2 separate regions of the Mus musculus genome follow, and region 2 is linked to region 1. A link is a loop called in an ENCODE intact Hi-C map of the cell type or tissue named here. Cell type or tissue: heart. All regions are shown on one strand. Each heading gives the region's core, and the rest is flanking DNA. Links, peaks and the distances in the headings are about the cores only.

Evidence for each region. A loop is a pair of places that touch in the nucleus more often than their neighbours do. Peaks named below come from ENCODE experiments on the same cell type or tissue, not always from the same donor. Only the 100,000 strongest peaks of a DNase experiment are listed, where the experiment ranks them.
Region 2: it touches region 1 in a loop (2.4-fold over the local background); 3 of 42 quality-filtered maps call a loop at or near these places.

The regions. Positions count from the first base shown.
Region 1 is chr17:43,396,539-43,409,097 of GRCm38, forward strand. Adgrf5 (adhesion G protein-coupled receptor F5) reads left to right here. Exons shown (of 21, transcript NM_001081178.1): 2 at 7,380-7,505. The coding sequence starts at 7,404. Among named protein-coding and RNA genes, the nearest start is that of Adgrf5, 13 kb to the left of the region's middle. In heart, for the core only: no CTCF peak of the experiment used is centred there; no DNase peak of the experiment used is centred there.
Region 2 is chr17:43,325,032-43,337,590 of GRCm38, forward strand. It overlaps a transcript of Adgrf1 not described here. Among named protein-coding and RNA genes, the nearest start is that of Adgrf5, 58 kb to the right of the region's middle. In heart, for the core only: no CTCF peak of the experiment used is centred there; a DNase peak (open chromatin) is centred at 4,890; H3K27ac peaks cover 1,542 bases.

The sequences.
Region 1 (12,559 bases), core at 4,903-7,402:
GGGTACTAGGGGTCCTAATTCAGGCAAAGGGCAGAGCAAGCACATTGCCCATCCAACCATCTCCCCAGCGCAAATGGTGTTTTCTCTTTGTTTGCTTCCTTACAATTCTGAGGATCAAACTCAGATCTTTATACAGGATAGACAATTGCTCTGACATTGAGCCACAGCCCCAGTAAACAGGGAAAATAATCTCAGTGTGCAAAGCTGCTCCTGAAATGGGGTGCCATCACCCAACTGTCCACCGTCCAGGAACTCTGTTTTGCATTTCTTAAACAAACGTACCACTTTAGTCTAAGTCTTAATTTTAGTAAGGATATGTTTTCAAAGAGATCCAAGTCTGTACCCTAGGGCAAGGAGGTAAGGGCTATAAAGAGACAGCTCCCAAGACAGGCTGTGGTGGTGCACCCCTTTAATACCCGTGCTTAGGAGGCAGAGACAGGTAGATCTCTGTTGAGGCCCAGCCTAGTCTACAGAGTGAGTTCATCAACAGCCAGGGCTACACAGAGAAACACTGTCTCAGAAAACAAGGGAGTGGCGAGGTGCTCGGGGAGAGGAAAGGAGGGAGAAAGGGAAGGAGGAAGGGAAGAAGAGAGAGGGGAGGAGGAGAGGGAGGGAGGAAGGAAGGGGTAGAGGAAAGGAGGGACAGACAAAGGGGGAGGGAGGGAGGGAGGGACGGAGGGAGGGAGGAAGGGAGGGAGGGAGGGAGGGAGGGAGGGAGGGAGGAAGGGAAAGAGAGAGATCCTAAAGTACTTCCAAAGCACCCAATAGTATATCTCCTTAGTGAGCCCCAGGCCAAGGCCAAGTTGATTCACAGTCAAGGGTTTCTTTGAAACCATCCTAGTGTGTAATGTAATTCATTCCATTCATAAAAAGAGAGTCACTGATACAACAACATTCAAGTATGTGGTGCAAAATGAAGGAGGCCCCTCCCCCCAGACCGTTGTAAGCAAATTCTGGAGTCCTGTGCGTGCCATCTCCAGCTGCTTATGCCCTACACATGACAACTCTTCCCAGGATGGTGACCATCTCACTACCAATAAGACATCCCACCCTGCATGAGAGAGCATCCCACCTGAAGGCCCCGTGAGCATCCTCAGGTCCTCCTCTACGGACTAAAGCATCACTGGATGTTGTTGGCCACATCCTCCTCCCCAAATGCCAAACTTCCTTGGCTCACATTATTCTCAGTGCTCATTGCTGTAGTTTTCTATGCTTGGTTTTGATGACAGGGTCTCACTGTGTAGTTCAGGCTGGTCTTGAAGATTCCCCCTGCCTCAGCTTCACAAACACTGGGATTATAAGTGGGCAGGGATATGACGACTTGCCCCCTTCACTTCCTGTCACTCTAACCTTGTTCCTAAATATCCAGGAACAATCGTCCTCTTGGCCTGGACTTGACTATCTGGAATTCTGTTGGGTTTGGTTCTAGTCTTTTCTCCCACCTGTCTCTTGGTTTAATCTTACTAATCATGTGGTCAACAATATCAGGTCTGCCTACCATGGCATTCACCTCACAGAACATCTGTCTTCTGCTCTTTTGAAGTCCAGGCACTCTGAACCACTTATAGCTCCTTGAATGAGCCATGTTCTCTCCTACCCCAGGGCCCTTGCACATGGTGTTTTTGACTTGGAAACTTCTAATTCTCTCTCTCTCTCTCTCTCTCTCTCTCTCTCTCTCTCTCTCTCTCTCTCTCTCTGTCTCTCTCCTAAAGATAATTGAAATGTATGCTTATTTAAACACTATGCTAGGCACCTTCCATAAGCTCAAGACTGGGGCAGGTCTTAGTTAGTTAGTTAGTTAGTTAGTTAGTTAGTTAGTTAGTTAGTTAGTTAGTTTTGCTTTCCAGAAAGTTAAGCACACTATTCAAAGGATCCACACTGGCTTTAGGCGTCCTACATTTAGATTCTTGCTCAAAGTTGTTTAAGCACCCACTATGTGGCTCAGTTAATTTTAGATCATACTGTTAATTAGAAAGCACACCTGAAACACTTCAGAGGGATTGTTATGAAGATGAAGCGATGGAATATAGTTGGTTCTCAGCATTGGGTACATAACAACTGCTCAAGAACTGTTACTACTGCAGTGACTCAAGCGACTGATTCTTTAGTGCTGTCTGTCTGCTTCATTAGACACCAAGCTCCATGGAAACAGGACCCACTGTCTCGGTGACTGCCACTTCCTTGAGCCCAGCGGAACACCTGGCACTTGTCAGGACCTAATAAATGGGTGCATGAATAGATGGGTGAGGGATTCATGGCTTCATGGAACAATGCGTGTCATGCAAGCAGGAAGGTCCGGGGCCTGCACTAGTGTGTGTAGGTGTTCAGGGAATGGGACTATTTATAGCCCCGGGTATCAAGGGACTTGAGTTAGGAGGCAGCCCTTTCCTGGACACGGTGGGTGGGTAAACTTTGAATTTACAGTGACTCCTGGGCCTATGAGAGATGAAGATTAATGAGAGCCAAATGAATGGCAGGATTATCTTAGTTGCCAACCACTTAAAAATAGTTTGGTGATAATTGTTCCCGTTCACGCTCAAAAATGGTTTTGGTTTGACTTTTTGCTTTTGTATGAACACTGGAAAAACTTCTTGCCCTGTTTTAGATACCGCCCGAGATGTCAGCCAACATCAGTAGTGGACAGCTGGGGAATGCTTACTAAGCACATTATTAAAAAATAAAAGTCAGATCATGGGGGCCTTGGGTACCAGTGATAGTACTTTTACTTTGAAAAGAATTAGGAGCTTAGCAGGGAAGGACTAAAGAAAGAGAGTGACAGACTCATCTGAGGTGGGACAAAGAAAAAGGGTGGTGGCTATTGTTGCCATAGTAACACAGGTCAGGCAGGGAGGCCTGGGCCAGGTCACATATCAGAGGTAGATGGCTTCAGTTGGATTTAGAAGTTAAACTGGTCAAGGCTGCATCTGAGATGCAAAACGTGTACGGAATTGTATGTGTTTAAAGGAGTCAGAAGATTTTCCAAGGGCAACTGCTGTAACTCAATGCTCTGTCAAATTCTTGCCCTTGTTCATAAGAAAGCTCTAGCTCAGTAGATAACGTGATCTGCCCTGTGTCACACCAATAACTGGTGGCCTCGGGAATGCATGCTTTGATTACCTGCTCCATTTGGAGAAAAATTTCCACGTGTTATTATTGCTATTTCATCAAGAAATTCTCTTGCCTCAAATGCCCCTCCCCTGGAACATTAGGTCACTTGGTAATCAGTTTCTCCACTATCCTGTACCAGGCTCTGAGCCCTGAACAAAGTTTCCACTTCTGTATCTGAGAAGTGAAGTAGAAACGACTTAGTAGTCTCATAGAGTTCTGGGTAGCCTAGAGGGTTAAGTGATGCAATCTGTTTATTTTTAGAGATGATATCTCACTAGGCAGCCAAATCTTCATGCCCTTATTTCCCCGAATTACAGGCATGAACTACGGTGCCCGGAGGGTGCCACCCTCATAGAGCATAGCACCACCCTGGGCATGCTTCCCCACCTTGTGCCTAGGGACTGTGATCCCCATTTCCCATCTGCAGTTATCCAAAGTCCTATCAACATGGTTCACCAGGCTATAGGAAAATCCGATTAGCTGGAATCTAAACAATCGCTGGTTACGGCTTTGCTTCTAACCGTCTCCACCCTTAGCTGGCTGTGAGATCGTTAGCACTAAGCTTTAGTATTTTCATCTGGAAATCCAAGATAGCTGTGTGTATTCCATGAGGGGTGCATGAGAGAAAATGGCAAGACAGAGCTGGGTGAAGTTTACCAAAACCAATCATTTCCAAAAAGAATCCCACAGTGGCCCTGTTGGAAGGGACTTGACATCCCTGTGGTAGTTCATTATATGACCATTCTATGGACAGGAGTTGAACCCTGCAGGAGGCCCATTTCCTCACCCCTAATCAAAGTTATCCAGGACTGCTGACAGGATTGTAGGACAAAAGCCAGTCTTCGGATGTAGGCTGCCTCTCAGATTCAAGAAAACAGGCTGGGTCTTCCCTGAGCCTTTTGTGGTACACAGCCACTTCACAAGGCACCGTCACTATTGGCAACTGAGGAGCCAGACGTGGCATGGTCCGTGTGTTGCTGAGAACTGCTATGACTTATTCCCGGAATGTGACATCATCCCGCACTTTCCTGTCTTCTGCCTTCGTAGACTTGAAGACCGAGTCTGGGTTGACGAGGAAGTTGCTCAGTATGACGGGGATAATCCTGGGAATTAGACCACATTTCCCAGCTGTTGGTCTTGTGATAGGCCAGCTCACACAAGTAGGTGACTTAAAGTAGAGTGTCCAATACTTTAATTAATTAAGAATTGATTAACTAGGAATGACAGCAAAGAATTTTCTGTCTCTGTGTCTTTGAACTTTACCCCAGGAATGTTAGAAGCATTATGCACGTTTGGGGCATTACAACTAAGGGCACTTGTGACCATATTTGGCCTTATTTGTGGGAGGTAGCGCCAGGTGTCAACTCTATCAGTGTGGATCTTTTCCCCGTTAGCTAAGTTATGGAGCACTGCAGATTTCCTCATAGGTGAGAACTCCATGAGCTGGGGGGCAGACATGTTAATAAGACCAGTGGCAGGCTAAGAGGAGTTACAGCTTCAAGTTTCTTCCCTGATGAAGCCCGAATAGTCAAAGTGGCCTCCCTCTGGCACCGTGCTCCCTTTGACCAAGTTTGTCATACTAGTTGTCGGTTAGTTAGAATACCGCTTTCCTTCCAGAGTGTGACTTTCCTGTCTTCCAGACAATACCTCTTCTTTACTGGATAGCTGACAATTGTCCCTCATTCCAGAGGATATTTGTAAGTTGGGGTTCTATCTATGTCTCTTGGAAAACACACACACCCCCAAATGAGTCAAACAATGTGTTGTTGCTTTTCTCCAAATGTCTCAACAGAATGAAGAGTTTAAACTTTATCAAGACCAATCTTAAAGGAAGCTAGAAGTAGAGAGAGATGAGACTATATTGGCCACACCCTATATTGGTGTATCAGATGTGACCATTTAGGGACTTTATTTCCAAAGGATACTCTCTCAGGAGGCAAATTAACCTCCTCAGGCCCCAGCCCAGGACATTATACACTGGTTGGCCCATTTGGGTCAATCCAAAACACAAACGAAGGATTTACTGAAGCATTTGGGAAGTAAAGAGTGGGAGTTTCCTGTAGTCTCTCCTGTGCCTGAGTCCCTCCTTAGGTTTCAGGGGCTAAGGAAGTCTAACTGTTCTCAGACCCTTGATGAATTGCCTCATTGTGGTGCCAACCAGTATATAATGTCCTGTGCTGGGGCCTGAGAAGATTAATTTGCCTCCTGAACAAGTATCCTTTGGAGATATAGGATGGGCTGATTTATTTGCAGAGATAGTTGCTATCAACAGACTCCATCATCCTACCTATCCCTGCACCAAAAATGTGCATAAAGACCACGTGATATGTCATTGTCCCTGCAGCAGATGCATCTGGTCTGTGACGTCTGTCCCCAGAACTGAAATGACAAAACCTTGTCCTAAAATAACTGAGTTGAAGAATTTGAAAAATGCATCCACTGCCAGATGTGCAAACCAAAGTGTTTCCCAAAGCCTTGTGTTTCCTTCGATCCCACTGGGGAAGGGGAAAGGGCAGTTGTCTCTTGGTGACTGACATACAGTTCTTCCTGATGTGTGCAGCTCGGCCCTCATCATGTGGCACCCTGATCCTGATTCTCTGGTGTTCTCTGCAGCGCTCTCCTGGCTGCCCTCTGCCCTTCACAACCCACTGGGATGATGACCATTGCCAGCCATGTTCACTGTGCTTTCGTTCTTTTAATTCTTCTCTTTCCTGCTTTATCCTGTTATTATTTTTTTTTTTTCAGAATCAGAATCTCAGGAGCTTCTTCCTGGATTTTCATCTCATTTGCGTCTCAGGAAATTCTGAGAGAGCTAAGGGAGAAAAATATAATGACCTGCATTTTGTAGAGGAAGCACTGGGGTCAATAGAAGATTTAGTCCAGGACATGGGTCACAATAATGCCCCCTAGACCATAAGCCTAATCTCCCTGTGGCTGTTTCCACAGGCACACATGGGTATAGAATACCATGAGGAGAGGGCTGGGGAGATGGCTCAGTGGGGAAAGTGCCTGCTGTGTTACCATGATGTTCAGCACCCCCCTCCCCAGCACCCCCATTAAAGCCATTCTGTAATTTCAACACTGGTAGACAGGCAGGCTCTGTGGCTTGCTGACCAGTTAGCCGAGTCAGTGGATAAGGTCCAGGTTCACCGAAGGACCTCCTTCATAAAATAAGGTGGAGAGTGTGCGCACACACACACACAAAGTCAGAAAGGAAGGGTTTATACCAAGCCTTTTTTTGTTTTTTCGTTTTCATTTTTATTTCTGGATGTACTTGTTGGGATTATTTTCTCTGATTTTCAAATAAAGCAAAGATTCATTGGTTACAAGAAGGCCTCCTTTTGCATCTCCAGCACTTTACAGAGAGAGGTTTTTATAACTAAATACTAACAAGTCCTAGACTATCAATATAGTCAAAGGGCCAATTGAATGGTTTTATTTTAATAGAATTAAAAGGAAAAAATAGGTAAAGAGAGAGCAGGGTAGACTTGAAAATACCAAAGTGCATTGAATGTAGCAAAAGAGCGAGGTGAGGTCTCTGAATGCTTTTATGGCACAGTCCGTATAGTGCATCATATTAAACGGATCTCTCTGTGCACGTGTATGTGCGTGGGGTGTGCATATGCCGTGCTGCATGAGTGGAAGATAGAAAACCACTTTAAACGTCCACCTTTAACCTCTTTGAGGCAGGGTCTCTTTAATGTTCACTATTGTGTGCGCCAGGCTGGCTGGCCAGGAGCTTTCGGAGGCTCTGTGCGTTTCATTTCAGATGTGTCCATAGCAGCACAGGATTTATGATGGTGCCACCTCGCCTGGCTTTCCACGGGTGATGGAGATGCAGAATCCCCCCTCTCCTATTTGTGCAGCATTTTTCTCACAATGCCATCACTCAGCCTAATAGCATTTTTTTTTTTTTTACTAAACTGCCCATCTCTTTTTCTTGCTTTCTTTCTTTAGCTTCATTTTCTCCCCTCTTTTTTTCACCCCACCCTTCATCATGTCCACAGAACCTATACTCCCCAACCTGCTACCTTTGTATTACTCACGTTAACATCTCCAAACACCCACTTCTCCCCATCCTCTGGGACATGTTTGCCTCCCCAGGAGAGACGATGTTTCTCCCTCAGTTTGACATCTCCCTGCCCTCCCCTTCCCTTCCCCTCTATTGCAAAGGTCCTTGAGTGATGTGACTTTCAGGACACGGGTTGTCAGTTCTTCCCTCCTTTCCTAAATCAATCACTGGGTCACTAAAGCACCATCCTTTCTTTCAGGCGAAGCCACTCAGACCTGAAGACATGAGATCGCCAAGGACCTTCACGTTCTACTTCCTGCTTCTTGTGATTTGTTCTTCAGAAGCTGCGCTGAGCACACCAACAGAGCCCATTGTTCAACCTTCAGTGAGTAAAGCTAAACCTGCAGTCATTTCCTCCGCCCAGGTCTTTGATTTCCCGGTAAGGTCACAATCAGAAAACAGTTCTTTGAAGCAATGGGGTAGGAGGGGATTTTGAGACAGTGTTGCAAATGTAACTGTTTCACAATCTGAAATCACTAGTATCAGGAGAGCTTCCCTCACTAGATTACCATCTCCACATCCCAGCAGGCTGATGGGCTGCGTGCAGCAAGAAAAGTTCTAACTGCAGATCAACCCAAAATTGTAAGTTTACTTAAAACAGGTTTAGAAATGATGTAAGCCTATCGAAGGGTTCTTCCCGGTAAACGTGGTAGACAACATCAACAACATCGAGTTGCCATCTCTGAAAGGCTGGAGACACCTGATTGGCTGAGGCTTCACATGGAAGCTGGCCATGATTAGGCATCACAGTTTAAAAGCCATTAGTCTCTGTGTTCGTAGCACAGTTAAAGGTTAACAGCCCCAAAGGGCCACGGGTAGTGTCTAGGACTCTTCATGAATAATGAAAGTCATTTGTCTTTGGGAAGTCAGGCAGCATTTAGCTAAGTAGGGGAGGTGATGGGTGTATTGCTTCATGTGGGTTCTTTATCTCACTTCTTCATATACTAGAGGCAAGGTCCACTGCAGGCTGGGAGATCAGACGTGTAATTCTGCATCTTAGACTCTTCACCTATAGAATCATGCGAACAGCAGTAGCAATTTCCTATGATTCTTATGAGAATTAAATTGGTTGATATTTATGACGGGCATCAGAAAAAAAGATTGTGTTTCAGATTTTTTTCTCTTGTATTGAACTTAATCTGAGGAGACTAGACTATGATTCAGGGAGTATAATTTATTCACATTTAGTATGTTTGAAGTCTTACTTTCAGTGCTCTGTTTTATGACTGTGTTTATCGACTTCTTGATGATGTAACAAATGTCTGATGTAAACAACTTGGAGACAAAAGCTTTGATTTTGACTCACAGTTTTAGAGACCGTACTCCATAGAGGAATGACATGACAGACCACTAAGTTTGCGTTCACAGTAGCTGTGACACAGAGTAAAGGAACTGCTGGTTGCTTTTCTTTTCTCCCCTGTAATTCTTTCTGCTCCATCCTCTTGGATTCCCTATCATAAGGGTGAAGCCAACAACACCAGGGTGAGCTTGTTATCAGATAATCCTATCTGGAAATGCCTCTACCGAGCCCAGAGTTGTGCCTCCACCTCCCAGGTGATCCTTAATCCGGTCAAGTAGACAATGAAGACTCACTGTCTCCAAGATTGTATGTGCTTTCTTCCTTTTCCCATGTTAGGGTCTAGGTTTTCTTTGTCCTTTTTGTTTTCCATTCTCATGATTTGAAGAATGTGCGCAATATGTCTCCTCTAAGCTCTGGTTTGTGGGGTACAAGCCAAGCAGAAGAATGAACAATCCTGCTCATTGGATTAAGGAGGAAACATTTGCACCTGTACCCTAGTGGTTATTCAGAAGACGTGGTGTGATTTCCACATTGAGGTTAATCTATCCCCTCTTTCAGAAGTATTCCCAGTGATCACACCCACAGCAACAAGCTGCACATGTCTAATCTTGGCATCACACCTCGATTGATGTCCAGCTCTGACACACACAAACTTCAGAGTCTTCATTATTTTTTCTTATATCTCTGAACCTCTGCCCTCTCACATCCCTTGTCCGGCTTGTTGTAAAGATCATACATGTGTGCTTTCACCAAGGGCCAAGGAATTGGTCCTTATAGTTGATGTATGCTGCTAGCCATCTGTGAGGAATCTTTGTAAGATAATTATCCAATTGGGAAGCAAAAGTTTAGCTTGACATTCTAGGCTAACAAATGAGTGAGTGGAAGGCTCTGGTGATGGGGGCTGAGATGTGTGGCAGCTGGAGTCCCTGCTGAGCATCTTGTTTGGCATCTGTTCCTCTAGATTTTGCCATCTACCTTTCAAGCTGGGGAGATGGCTCGGTTGCTGGACCGTTCTTGCTGTGCAAGAGTAAGGACCGAAGTTTGTTCCTCAGCATCCCTGTTTAAAAGCCAGATATATTAGCATGCACTCATCACCCACACTGGGGAGGATGAAGAGAGCAGGATCCCTGGTGTTCAATGCCAGCTGGCCCAGCCGAATTGGTGAACTCTAGGCTAAAAAGACTCTCTGTATCAAAAACCAAGGCAAAGAATAACTGAGGAAGGCATCTAAAATTAACCTCTGTCTGCCACTCACATACACACACACACACACACACACACACACACACACACACACACTCACTCACTCACACACACACACACTCACATACTCACACACAAACACACAACTCTTATTTCCAATTGATTACCTTCCCCAAATCCAGACCACTCACTTCCACCAAAATTATGTAGAAAGCCATCTTGTGTGAAAGGTGGGGCTCTTCCTGGAATTGGTGACCTTGTTTCTCCCGGCTGAAGTGATGCCATCAGGAAATCCCCACTGGACAGAGTTGTGGCATAGAGCCTTATCTGGCGATCACACTTTGTAAAAAGTGTGTAGACAGATTCAAGTGAGCTGTTTTGTCTAATCTGAAAACACCGAAGAGCTTTGTGATCCAAGTCCATTTCCCCTTCTTAGCCAGAGAACAAAATTTGGTAGAAAAAGCAAGTGCCAGACTCTCAGTTACCCAAGCTAGAACCCCCTGAGGACTCAGGATGGCAAGGCTGGTCCTTGGGAGCCCAGAGCAGTGGGACACAAGAGCACACCCCACTGCCATAGACCACATTAGACACATTATACACCTCTGCACTGGTATTGTTTAGCAGGTAGAAATCAGAGCTTAGAAGAAGAGGGTAGTTCTTCCAGCTAATAGGCGGGAGCAGTGGGAGTCAGCTCACAATGTGACTCTAGCCTTTGCTTGTTCAAATCAAGGCCCTAGGACCTGACATCCCAGTTTTGGGTAGTATGGTACATCAGGGCAAGCGGAATGGGATGTGAGAGCTGTACCTTGCAAAGATGAGTCCAGAAAGCTGCAGATGGTTACTCTAAAGCATCAATTGTCAACCTGTAGTTTATGAAACATTTGGGGGCCTGAGCTGCCCTTTCACAGGGGTGGGCTAAAACCATTGGGAAACAGAGATATTAACATTATGATTCATAATTACAGTTATGAGGCAAAGTGACAGTTATGAAGTAGAAAGGAGGTAATTTTATGGTTGGGGGGTCACCACACCATGAGAAACTATACTAAAGGGTCATAGCATTAGGAAGGTTGAGAACCAGTGCTACAAAGATTTGAGAAGGTTGTGACCCCCATAAGGAACCTTCACACATGGGACGCACTGGTCACCAAGGCTCCCAATCTGTTATTGAGCTTAGTCAGAGTGTGGGAAGGAAAGGAAAAATTCTGTCCTCACAAAGCCTTGAGATACTCAGCATTATGGGTGAAATATACTTTGATTTTTAACACACTGTAGCCAGCAGCGTTTGTCTGTGTCCTTCAAACACACCTCAGAATGTACATAGGTGTCTAGTAAACACACCTCAGAACGTACATAGGTGGCTAGCCCTTCCGAGGCCTCCATGGAGGATAGAAGCAGGACTGCAGGGCCAGAATCTCCCTTCTATCTGGGCATAGGGCCAAGCCACAGGCAGGGGAAACCGAGAGGAACCACCCTATACATCAACTGCGTGACTTCAGTTCCTGTATCCTTACATTCCTCTGGGACAACTCACTGCAGAGGAAGCAGCAATTGGGCTTTTGAAATTCCAGTCACCATCCATCATGTCTCTAGTTCTGCAAGAGCATTTGTGAACTCCCATGTCCATAGAACGCTCCCTGCCCTTCCTCTCTTACACAGCCTCAGCCAGCGTCCCTTAAGGACTCCAAGAAGAGGCGTACACACAACACAGCTGGTAATTTCCCCAAATTATAGCTTAGAATGGAGAGGGAGACCAGCCAGGAAAACTGTTAGTTGAAAAAGGAGTAAGGGTGTGGTGGCTCATGCCTTTAAGCATGGAGGAGGCAGAGGCAGGCAGATCTCTGAGTGCAAGGCTAGCCTGGCCTACAGAGTAAATTTCAAGTCAGCCAGGGCTACACAGAGAAACCTTGTCTCTACAAAACCCTAATAGTTACAATTTTGAAAGAAAAGAAAGGGAGAGGAAGAGGAGGCAGATGCAGGAGAGTATGGAGGGATGCTTTAGGCAAGGGAAGATTGGCTCCCTGATAGGAGCTCTGTTTTCCAGAATGTCTCCTAAGCCGTCATAGGCAAGGGCAGACTTTGAGGTCAGATTCGCTGCCAGTGAAATGTGAGTGGTCACAGCACCTTTGATTGTCCTGGTGGAGAGTGTGTAATGTATCTCAGGAATTTTGTTGCAGTTGAGCGAGAGTGTAAGAGTGAACAAACGAGGGAACCACCGTGGACCCAGTTGATGAGGGTAAGCTTAGCGTGGTGTGGCATTCAAAGATGTGTGGAGTTCATAGGAAAGGACATATCAGTGTGTGTAGGGCCATCAAAGAAATGGGGCTTGTTCACTGAGCCTTGTATGTGAGTATGGGGCTCTGGGAGGGGAGTTTGCTCCCAGGAGTAATATGTACCCCAGGAGTCTCCCTGCAGGCTGGAGGCAACAAGAAAGGCCACAATAGTAAGGGAAGGCTTGGTTACTAGCTATTGGGTGGGAACTGACCCCGTCAGCAAAGTGAACTATTCATCACAGGTGGGTGTTGGAAAGGTCGGACTTGAGAAGAACCCAGTGGCACTGTATAGACTAGTGACAAGTATCCCAAGCAATGTGGCCTCTGACTCTAAATGGCGCTTTCTGTTCTCTACCCACAATAACCATTTGACCTTGGCAATGACCTTGTAGAGCAGGCTGCACTTATCCCCCTGCTACAGATTAGGGGAAAAGCAAGCAGGTTGAATAACTTGTTTGAGGTCACACCACTATCTGATGGTGGAACTAAGGTGGCAGCTTAGTATCAGTAGAAGGATTCTCTCTCTCTCTCTCTCTCTCTCTCTCTCTCTCTCTCTCTCTCTCTCTCTCTCTCTGTGTGTGTGTGTGTGTGTGTGTGTGTGTG
Region 2 (12,559 bases), core at 3,934-6,433, 72 kb before region 1:
CACATGCCGGAGTGCACACAAGAGCTCATGAGCACCCAATACATTTTTTAAAGAAAGAGCAATGAGAGTCCCAGATCCCTTTCTAAGCCAAGTGGCCAGACAACTGCGCCCTACCGCCATCTTGGAAGTAGATTATGGAAATAGATGACGAAAGATGGGCTACTGGGACCAAGAGATGTTGCAAGTAACTAAGGGAAGTATCATCATCCTGAAAAGAAGGGACCAAGTGAACACCAACAGAGAGGCAAGTCTCATGTTTTCTACGGAAGAGTCCAAAGTAACATCTCTAAATATCTAATTCTATCATGAGAAAAACCCAAAGGCATTGACTTTGAGCAGGTGCTGGGATCATTATCTAGATCACTCCAGCAGAGAAGCAAGACTCACCAAACTCCCCCTCCCCCCCCCCAGGCACATGATGCCCAATAAGGTTTCTGTATTCTGCTCCTAGGTATGGGCAGTCAAAGATCAGCAGGGTGCTTCAGAAAAGCCACTTTTCCAAACCATTTTGACTTTATTCTAAACGTGTGTCCTTTAATCGTCAGGTAGGAGTAGCTCTCACCCAAGGCTAAAGAAGCTTCTAATTGCAGCAGACGGGGACCATCATAGAAACCCACAACTGGTCAAATGCTGAGGGCAACAGGCTCTTAGGCCAATGACCAATCAATGTATTTACAACACGACCCCTACACCCAAGGCTTAGAGAACATTGCAGAAGAGGAGAGGAAAGAGTGTAAGAGCCAGAGGATCAGGACACTATCTGTTGTAAGATAGTATCAGGGAGAGAGAGAGAGAGAGAGAGAGAGAGAGAGAGAGAGAGAGAGAGAGAGAGAGAGAGAGAGAGAGAGAATGAGAGATTAAGTAGTGGGGTAGGGAGGAGGCAGTGGGTCTGATAGGAGTTGTGGGGAGGAGTCAGGAGTGATTATGATCAACATATGTAATATGGAACTCTTAAAGAATTAGTGCAAATACTGTGGTATTTTTAAAAATATGTAAAGGTCAGAGACAAATTTCTTCAGCTCCACTATACATGCACGTGATAGACTGAGTACCCAGACACTTCAGACCCAAGCGGAGAGGGTTTCTCACAGGGCCTAGACCTCCACTGAGCATGGGATCTGAAGCAGCTGGACTGTGGCCCCACTCTCCCATAGTGCCTTAGTGACTCAACACTCGCCTACGCTGTATGGGTCACATATTAACTAAGCCTGCTTCCTCTCAGTATAGCCCCCTCCAGCCCACACTAGAAACGTTTGAAAGGAGAGACATCCTTTGTCTTGTGGACCCAAAACGTTGCCTTTGAACTCCTGCTATGGTCTATTGTCTGAAATGAATGACCCTTCCAAACCCCAACCTGTAGAGTGTGTGTGTGTGTGTGTGTGTGTGTGTGTGTGTGTGTGTGTCCCCTCCTCTCTCCCTCCCTGAAAGCTAATAATGCACACTCACACATGTCTGTGGCATAAAGGCAGAAGAGATATCTGGGGGAGAAAGAGAACAAGTGGGGGCTGGGGGAGAGGATAGTGTAGGGGGGAACTATTTTTGTATATGCTAAGTGAAACACTAATATTTTTAATTAAAATAAACTTTTAATTTAAAAAAAAAGGTTTGCCTTTGTATAACTCTGTAAAGAACTCCGAAGAAGAGTCGCCTTTATTGCTCTATTTCCAGAGCAAACGAGATGGCCACTTGCTCCACTCTCTAGGAAGTTTCTCAGCTCAAAGCAGGCGTCAGTTAAAAACTCCCAGACCTCTTTCCTCCTTCTCGGAAACACGAAGCTTTGGCAAGAAGGCTGTTGAGCTGAACTGTACTTACGGTCACTTAACTTGAGGGGGCAGGCTCTGACCAAGAAACTCACGCAGACACCTTGAAAGCTTAATTGTGTCCCTAGCACAAAGGATATGACGCCGGTGGGAAGCGGGGCGGCCGGGGAGGGGGTGGGGAGCAGGGCAAGAGGCGCGCTGGGGTAGTGAGGGCGGGGCGGGGGATGGTGGTGCCCGGGTGGTGGTGGGGGGCGACAGTGTTGATGCTGCTTCTCTGATTAGGAATGTTGCTGAAGCCTTTCTCTGTTCAGTAGGAAAGATTAGGAAGACCAGAGCATAATAGCTCAGCTGAGGGGCAAACAATGCCTCTGTTTCCTGGATTTGTGCCCCGGGGCGCTGATAAACTGTGAGGGCTGCTTCTCAGCAAGGCGGGAATCTGCTTGGTTCTGTAAGCGATTTCACCTGCTAGAAACCAGCCTGTGTGAACTGGGTACACTTTTGGGACATCATGAGTGGATACAGGGTTGAGTCAAGGACCTTAGGGCTAGATTGACTGGTACTCCCGTGTGCTTTTCAGATTTAACTGCTAGGAACAAAGTACTTTGGAGAATTGCGTAAGGTTTGCGCTTTACCCCTACGCCTGAAGTGGCTGCGTTGCTCATTTTGCGGTTTTGGTTTTGTTCTTAAGGCCTAACACCCATAAACAGGTGACTTGCATCCTCAGCAGAGACTTAGAGCTCAAATGCTGTCCAGGAGAGATCATCGGAGCTGCCTTGCAATGAATGCATGGCTCACTTTGTTTTCTAGCATTGTGATAAAGACAATGACCAAAAGCAACTTGGGGAGGAAGGGGCTTATTGTCTTACTCATCCCCACCACAGTCGGATACTAAGGAAAACCAAGGCCCCGAGTCAAGCCTGGCAGGGACCTGGAGGGAATACGCTTACTGCTCTCATGACTTGTTAGCTTGTGTGTGTGTGTGTGTGTGTGTGTGTGTGTGTGTGTGTGTGTGTGCGCGCGCGTGTATTCCGGCACTACCTCTACCAGGGGTAGCTCTAGCCCTAGTGGAATGGCCCCTCCCTGCAGCAATTATTTATTAAGAAAATGCCCCAGATACTTGGTCAATCTCCCGGGGTTGGGGGGGGGGGGGGGAGTGCATTTTCTCAGTTCCCTCTTCCAAGGTGACCTCAGTTTGTGTCAAGTCAACAGGAAACTACTCAGCACAGTGCCTCTGCCCTCTATCCTGGGGCTCAGGCTGGGCCCTGGGACCAGGAAACAGTAAACAGATCTTCCTCCTTATCTCTGCAGTCCCAGACTGAGTTACACTCTCCCAAGGCCTTCCAGCCCTGTACGCATAGCTAGACCATATATAGACTCTACTAGAACACACATACGGAACTCCATAAAAATGTTATAAAATTAGGTCTTTACCTTCATTCCTGGGGAGCTTTGCCTACACCTTCCCTGGAGCTCACTCGAAGTTGGGAGTTTTCTTGTATATAAGTATATTGGCGAATGAAGACGATTTCAACGGAATCTCACCTCAGCTTTTTCCATCAGCCAACATCTATTTCTGTGCTCCATTTAAGGCCTAGCAGGGTCTCTCTTTTCCTCTTTCTACTTGGCTTTGCCTCAGGGAAGCAGCGAAGACCGTGCCATTATATCCATACAGCTCTAGGTTTTGGTTTTTTGGTTTTTTGGGGTTTTTTTTTGGGGGGGGGTGTTAAAATTGAACTTCTGAGGTTGTCTTTTAAAAGATTTCATCTCTAAAATGGGTACAGAGACCCATTTCAGTCACCCCTCAGCTCTCTGGAGGCTGAAGTCAGAGGTTCATGAATTTGAGGCAAATCTAAACTACGCAGGGAGACCTTAGCTCAAACAGGAAAAGTATATTATTTCTACCACCAAACCATGGGGCAGTTCTCCCTACCCCTGCTCAGATTCTCTGTGAGTGTGTGCGCATGCGCTTGTTCACATGCGCATGCACTCTTTTGATTGAACCAGTGGTCTCTCCCATATCATGCTACTACTACATGACCATCAAGCTGTAACTCCTCCCCAAGGCACACATTTCTACCAAAGCACACACTTTAAGACAGTCTCACTTATCCCAGGTTGGCTTGACTCTCCATGTAACTGAAGGTAACTTTTTCTTTCGTTTCAGTTTGGTTTGGTTTGCTGTTTGGTTTTCTGAGACAGAGTTTCTCTGAGTAACCCTGGCTGGCCTGGAACTCACTCTGTAGACCAGGCTGGCCTCGAACTCAGAAATTCGCCTGCCTCTGCCTCCCAAGTGCTGGGATTAAAGGCGAGCGCCACCACTGCCTGGCTAAAGGTAACTCCTGATCCTCTTGCCTCTACCTCCTAAATGCTTGGATCACCAGGACCACAAAGTGTTGTGTTAGACAGCAGCTCCTACCCGGACAGATCACACCAGGTCAGCACAGTCCCACCAGAAGAGATGTATTGGGCAGATAAAGGAAGAGAAGGGGGAAAAGAAGAGGCGAAGGGGTTGGGGTCTCTGCCTTTTATTTGGCCCCTGCTGTAATCATGTGCACCAAGGTGCAAAGGTAAGGAGCATAAGTGAGGTGCACTGGGTGGTGGTTGCCATGGCAACAGAGCAAGCGGGTCCTTGTCACCTAGGGATGACGTCATCACTGGATTTGAAGATTGACTATAAACAGCTTCTGATGCCAACAAGAAGCATGCTGGCTTACAGGGGTACTGAGACCTGAACTCAGGACCTTATCACACTAGGCAAGCACTCTACCGACTACAACTTAGCTTATTCCAGAGTCTTCTGAAAACTGGGACAAGCTGGATGGAAAGCTAGATCAGGAAAAAAAAATATAGGAAGGTTCTCATAACTCATACTGCTAACTCTATGATAGGTCCACATTTTACCTGATTTGAACCTAGTTAAATGAGCAGGGATTCCATTCCACAGACTGGCTCCTGTGAGATGAAGGGGTGCATTCTCTCTGGGTCAGGGAAACCCTGGGAGGGCCACACCCAGCTTGCCTTGTTGTTTCCACAGTTCATCTGTGAAGCTGCAAACCTGCGTTCAATAGATAACCTCAAAGGTCCCTTCAAGCCCCGGCTTTCTATGGTTTTGTGTCTCTTCACAGTTAACACCCTGGGAGAAGAGAAACTTATCACCAAAAAATACCAGCCCGAGTGGGTTTGGCAAGACCTTATCTTGCTGGATAGGAATCATTGATGCAAACATTGCCAACAGCTAGCTACCTTATGCCAACTGAGTGGGCGGTGACACCCTATTGGAATTCGAACTGATGCTCTGACCCAGAGCAGAGGATCCCCTTGCTGTGATGTGCTGCCAAGGCTCACAGAGGGCTTGCGGATAAGGCTTCGTGGTCCTTAGATCTCAGCCACATCCCTCACCAGGGCCTGGGGAAGGCAGCTTTTGAATTCCATAACAAACACACTGCCAGGCTCTGCCAAGGATAACTGTGCTGTCTGAGAGCCTCACCTGGTGCTGGCGATAATGTGACTCAGTTTTCCTGGAGTCAGCTTGGCCAGGGACTAGCCCCATCTACCATCTCTTTCACCAGAGTGAGAGAATGTTACCCAGGCACCCACCCTTGCTTCTGAATTTGAAAGGAATGATAAAGAGGCACGGTCAGACTTTGTTTTGACCATTGTTGAGATGTTAGAGTCTGAGAGAGAGAGAGAGAGAGAGAGAGAGAGAGAGAGAGAGAGAGAGAGAGAGAGAAAGACTTGTTCAAGACCTGCTTTCTCTTAGACTAGAGAATGATTCTCAAAATCTTGCCCCAAACGGACCAGCAGAATCCATGTTATCAAGGACTTCTTAGAAATGCTTTGTTCAGGAGGGGGAGATAGCCCATTTACTCAATTGCTTACCCTGAAAGCCCAGGAACCTGAGCTTGATTCTCCTGAATCCATGTAAACAATTCTGGCCACAGGAGTGTGTGCTTGCAATGCCAGCGCTGGGAAGGTAGAGACAAGAGGGTCCCTGAAGCTCCATGGTCCAGACTGTCTTACACAGTGAGCTTCAGGTTCTGTAAGAGACCTGGCCTCAAAATCCTAACATGGAGCAGGGCATGGCAGTGCACACCTTTAATGTAAGCACCGAGGAGGCCGAAGTGGGTAGATCGCTCTGCCTCACAATTACCTGGCAACCAGGTAGGCCTGACCATCTATAAAAGGGGCTGCTTGCCCCCTCCTCGCTTTCTTGCTCCTCTCTTGCTCCTCTCTTGCTCTATTGCCCTTTCTCTGCTTCCCCCCCCCCCACGTCTCTCCCCATTCCCCCCCACACACCTGCTCATGGCCCACCGCTAATCCTCTACTCTTCTACTTCTCTACTCTCTCTGTCTTTCTCTGCCTCCATGACCTGAATAAACTCTATTCTATACTGTACCATCATGTGGCTGGTCCCTCAGGGAGAAGGGATGCCTCGGCATGGGCCCCCTGAGTCACCCTTTCCCCCCCACACACACACCTTACCACACCTCCATAGAACATATACCCTCTCTTTATCTTTTTAAAACACATCAGTGAGACCATGTTTCAAAAAAAAAAGTAGGGTAGGGTGGAAAGAAACTGAGAAATATCTACCTGTACACCCACACTCACCCACTCACACACATACACCAGGGACCTGTGTTTCCACACACTCAACTAACTCCTGGGTACTCAAGTTCACAGGCACTCAACTGAAAACCTGAGTGGAGTTTATAAGAGGACAGAGACTTGATAATTAGGGAGTAAAGGAGGCTCTGAAGCCTCTTGTGTATGGGAAGGTCAGGGTGGTATGAGCCCCTCATTCTGGTTCATTCTCTATGGTCATTGGCGCTTCTGAGTCTCAACAATCAGGAAGATGTTGGAAAATGGTCTGAATAAAGCTGTTGGATGAGGCTTTCCAGGTGATGTAATATGAACGAGATGGGTTAGATGCCTGGCTCAGTTACTTAACTGTGCCGACTTGGTTACCCTGCCAAGCTTTGGACGCATTAGTGTAAGGAAATGCCAAGAGATAAAGTCATGGGGTGTGAGCACCGGAGGGAAGCATCTGGGTACCATCATCTCTCAACTCTCTGAGGCAGGAGCAGGAGGTTCATGAATCTGACGCAAATCTGAGCTGCAGTGGGAGCCTTAGCTTAAATAGCCAAAAGGACATCATTTCTAACACCAACCCATAGAGCAGCCCTCACCCCTATCCCTTGCACAGATTATATGTACATTCAAGATGGATCCTGAGATGGATTATCGGAGCTAAGGAGTTTATCAGATGACTTATCAGTGCCATAGACAGACAGACAGATGGACAGCAGCAAGTTAGGGGCTTTGAGGCAAATTCAATTGCTACAAAGACCGCTTAACAGGTTAAGCCTCCGAAGAGAAGGAAACTGGATCCTTTTCCTTTTCTTAGACCTTTCTGAAGACTGGGGTTTTTCACAGTGTGACCACCAATACCCACTTTGATACAAACCCTGGTATCTGGGAATCTGCTGGGTAGATACACACAGGGAGTGTTTCGTGTGGAACCTGACAGTAACAGTAGCTGTGTGTGTGTGTGTGTGTGTGTGTGTGTGTGTGAGAGAGAGAGAGAGAGAGAGACAGAGACAGAGACAGATACACGGGGGGGGGGGTCTGCTGCAGGTCTGCATTACATGGGCTAAGCAGTCGCTGGGTTCCTGCGTGTTTAACATTCTTAGGAGACTTCCTGTTATTTGATGAGCACCCGAGGAATGGCAGCTCTTGCTAATGTGAGTGCTGATGTGAGCAGCATGGTTGCTGGCGTAACTCAGGGTGCTTAAAGGAAAGGCCTCGTTAGAGAGGACAATGCATGCACACCAACCTCATTTCTACCCTGACGTCCTTGGATGGGCTGTTGTAGCACTAGCTGTGGAATGGGGGTGGAGAAGTAGGACCAAGCAGCCGTTTAGTACTTTAAGAAGTACTAAGGATTTTCAAGTAGCACTTTTCACTTTCATCCTCTTCTTCAGTCGGAGAAGCAAACTCAGATCTTCAACTGTGCAGGGACAATGTGCCATCTACTAAATCATGTGAGCCACTCCTGCTGTGCCACACTGGGGCAGTAAGAGGAATTACGCAATTCTTTTCCCTCCCCATCCTTCCTTTATTTAAACTTGAAGCCGCTGTCAGTATCTGAAAGATGGATTTGGGGGAGGGGGCAGGTCTCTAGACACTGGGTCCTGTTAACTGCTTTTCTTTCCACTGTGGCCACATTGAATCGATCTCCCTTCTCTGCTTTACACACACACACACACACACACACACACACAAACACACACATGCATACACACATGCACACACATGTGTGAGTGCCCACCATGGGGCCTTCTATTCATCTAGATTGGGAAATGTCTGCCTAATCTTAAAGGGAGGAATCAGAGTTAGCAGTTCAGAGCACCCACTGCTCTTGCAGAGCACCTGGGTTCAGTTCACTGCACACACACACACACACACACACACACACACACACACATACACACCATAAAATAATACAATAAAAGCTAGAGAAGTACAGTCTATGGGAGGGCTGAGAAAGAAACACTGCCTTTTCTATTTCTTGCTTATTATCCTATAGTAAATGTTAATGGCCCCTTGTCAGGTAAAAATGAAAGTAGCAAAAGAAGGCTTCTAAGAGAAAGAAAACTGAAGAATTATAAGCCAAAAGAATTTTCTAGTTATTTTTCCCTAATTAACAAAAACTAGACTTTTTAGGGCTGGTGAGATGGCTCAGCGGGTACAGGTCTACTGTCAAGCACGATGACCGAGTTCAGTCACCAGGACGCACATGGTGGAAGGAGAGACTCAGCTCATGAAACTGTCCTCTGACTGCCAAATGGCCTGTGGCACACAGGACGGAGGCATGTGCTTGTTCACACATAAACACACACCCTAAAACAAACAAACAAGAAAGAAAGAGACTTCTATTTAGTTCAATGGCTCTCTACCTTCCTAATGCTGTGACCCTTTAATATTCTCCTGTTTTGGTACACACACACACACACACACACACACACACACACACACACACACACCCTGCCACCAACCATAAAATTATTTTTGTTGCTACTTCACAACTGTAATTTTGGTACTGTTATGAATTATAATATAAATATCTGTGTTTTGCAATGGTCTTAGGCGACCCCTGTGAAAGGGTCTTTCTACCCCCAGAGGGTAGTGATCTGTAGGTTAAGGACCATGGGTTCAGGAGATCTTTAAGTGTGCAGGGCTCCTAGGTTTCTGAATTGCCATTTCTTCCTAATCTGCCTCTCTCTCTGCTTTTGTTTTCGGCCCTACTGAGGCCCAGACACCAGCATCCAGACCTTTTCCGGCCTCGCACTCCCCCATACCATATGGGAATGTATTTTTCTTATCCTGGCCTTGCAGGTGTGGTGGGTACCCACGTAGACAGTAATACACATCTGGTCGAGTGTTGAAGTGAGCCATAGTTTACATCCGGAGTATAATCAGTAGCCGTATAGGAGGTGTGTCTATGAGGCAATAAGATGAAACTTCTTCTTCCCAAAGGGATATTGCTTTTGTTTATTTGTTCATTTGAGGAAGTGGACGACCGTCACCTCCTGTAGCTGCTGAGCAACTTATCTACTTCCAGCACTTATGCTTAGCCATAAATCCTTGGGTAATTCATCTCTCCTCAGCCCCAGTCAGTCGTTGACTGTGAAATAAGGAGAGCCGAGCTCCTCCCTCCAGGTTGCTGTGAGAAGTAAATAAATAGTGCAGGTAGCAAAATTCTCGCTAAATTCTCTAGCACCTTCAGTGCTCAATATGTGTTAGCTATAACACATGTTAACATCTGTTTTATCCTTACTCTAAAACTGCGCAGCAGATAGCAAAAATCCCTTCCCATGTTAGACTTGCCTCTTTAGGTCTCTTGTCTTATTCATTCCACTAAGACACACTCACTGCTGGAAACGCAGATCCCATCTTTCAAAACCAGGTGGAAAGATGCCTCTTGCCGAGGACCTGAGTTCCCAGCAGGCATGTTTGGCTGTTCATAATTGCTTGGAATCTAACTCTGCGGAATTTGACACCCACTTCTGGCTTCCATGAGCATCTGCACACACTCTTGTGCCTATGAACACAAGCAAGCACAACACCACACACACACACACACACACACACACACACATACTCCCACAGACATAAATAAAAATAAAATGTTTTTTTAAACAAATAAAACCCTGCTTGTATTTTTGTTTTGTTTTGTTTTGTTTTTAGATTCATGACCCTAGACAAGTCATGGTGGGACATGACTTTAATCCTAGCTTTTGGGAGGCAGAGGCAAGGGAATTTCTAGGAGTTCAAAGGCACTGAGAGCTAGAGTGAGACTGGCTCAAAGACAAAAACAAGTTCAAATCCCTCTCAAAGCTGTTGCTGTTGTCAGCATTGCAGAAAGTAAAGACTGTAACCTTGGCCTTGAGGGTTACTGAGGGAAGAGTGTGTTTTCTCTGCTTCTGAAGCTACATTTCCCTGGCCTGGGGCTCTGTTCCCACCCCCATAGCTTCCCTGCCAACCCAAGTCTCAAATCCCAAATCAAAGAGGACTCCAGCTGTCCCTTGGCGTGGCAATCAACCAACTACTGCTCAGTATTCAGCAATGTTCATAAGACACAAACCTGGGCACAGGCCAGCTTCTATGGACTTGATGTCACCAGCACCTTGACACAAGACTGAGGCTTCTATAGCCCAGCAGTAATTCCCACTTTTCCTGTTGGAATGTTTCTACCCAGTAAACCCGGACACAAGGGAGTATATGTGCATATCTGTGTGTGTGTGTGTGTGTGTGTGTGTGTGTTTCTGTGGGTGCATGTGTGTGTTGAGGCCAAAAGTTGACCTTGGGAGTTGATTCTTAGAAGCTACCCACCTTGTTTTTAAGATGGGTTTCTTATTGGTCTGGAACTTTCAAAGTGGACTGCTTTGCCAGTAGGCCCCAAAGATCTGGCTATTTCTTCGTCCTCGGCCTTGAGATTACAAATATACAACACCAAGCTTTTCCACATGACTTCTAGTGAATCAAACTCCAATCTTCATGCCTTTGCAGCAAGCACTGTAACGAGTAAGTTCTCTCGCTACCCTTTGGTGGCTCTAATTATATGTCTCTGCACTGAGTTCTTATATCTGTATCTAGCATGCATGCGTGTGTGTGTGTGTGTGTGTGTGTGTGTGTGTGTGTGTGTGTGTGTTATGGTAAACTCAGTTGTGTAGATGAGGAAACAGAGACTAAGTTCTCCTAGAAAGTGATAAAAAAAAGATTCAAACTCACAATGTTCTCATTCCAATGTTATTTTCCTTCCCAATCAAGAACTCCAGAGAACTGGTTGGGCTGGGGTGGGGGAGGGAGAAAGGCAGCTACAGGGTCCTTTCTGGTACTCATCATACTCTCCTTGGCTAACATCTTTTAACCTGTTGGCTTAGCTCTGGCAACAGCTTCGATGCTTATGGGGAGTAAGTCAACCCCTGCTAGCCATGGGTTTATAACTGAGAGCTGAATCTCAGAACCGGCTCATCTTCTTTGCAGCCAGCAATTTGGGCAATGAAAATCCTAGTTCTTGCCTCCCTAATTTTAACTCCCAGGACTTGAACATAAACAGTAATATCAAGAAGAATGAACAAGGTCCTCAGCTTACAGAATACACACTCCAAAAAGCCAGGCTTCCAGTCTCAACTTCGTTCTCCTACCAGTGGAGAAGTACAAAGGGCAAGTCACACAGGAAGCAATTACTGGGCTCATTCTCAGCTTGTCACCACACCCCAGGGATGTGGGAGCAACAGTCAAAAATGATTTTTTAAAAAAATCCATTTGTGTTAGATGTTAAAAGCATGTGCAATGAGGAGGAGAAATTAACTACAGAGTGATATGTTAGAATGGTGGAGCACACTAGGCCAAGACAGTTCCATGTGGAAGGGGTTTTATTGGGAAAGAGAGAGAAAGAGAGAGAGAGAGAAGAAAGAGAAGAGGGGGAGAGAATGAGGGAGGGGTGTGTTCTTATTATTTATATGGAGAATGAAGTAATGCAGTTATAGGTGGGAGGTAAGCCAAGTGGATGCTGGGATGCCTGCTGTCTTGGCAACTGATCTGCAGGTCACAGGTCACACTTTCACCTATGTGATGTCACAGATTTGGGATGTCTTGATGCCAACACACAGAGAGAAGGTATTATTTTTATTCCTGCTGAAACTGAGAGTCTGAAATAGAAGTCATTCTATTCATAGAATGAAAAATAAAGTATAGCCATGGAGATTGTATTCTGCAGGTCATTGTTTATTGAAGACCTTTGAGAGAAAGAGGTGTGTGCTAAAGAAGACCTCTTTAATTCCTTCTGTTTGTTAGAAGGAAGAGGCCAGAAGAGGAGAGGAAAGAGCTGAACCATCAAGCTTTAAAAATTGATTTAGTTTTAAGTTAAAAATTTTAAAATTGATTTAGTTTAAAAATTTAGTTTTAAGCGTGTGTGTGTGTGTGTGTGTGTGTGCAAGGGGGGGTCAGAGATGCAGATACACAAAAGGTCAGAAGGATGGCATGAGATCCCCTGGAGATTGAAGTATGGGTGGTTGTGAGCCACCCAACATGGTGCTGGAAACTAAACTCCAGTCATCTGTGAATGGAAATGAGGCCAGGGCTCTTCCTAGGTATGATTGAGAAGGAGGTTTTTACCATTGGTATGAGGGAGAGAACTGCCAGAAGCATCTGGAAGGTTCTAGACTGAACCAGGTCATGATGGGCGTTGGGAAAAGAGGAAGAGAGGAAGAGAAAGAAAGGCGAAAGAATTC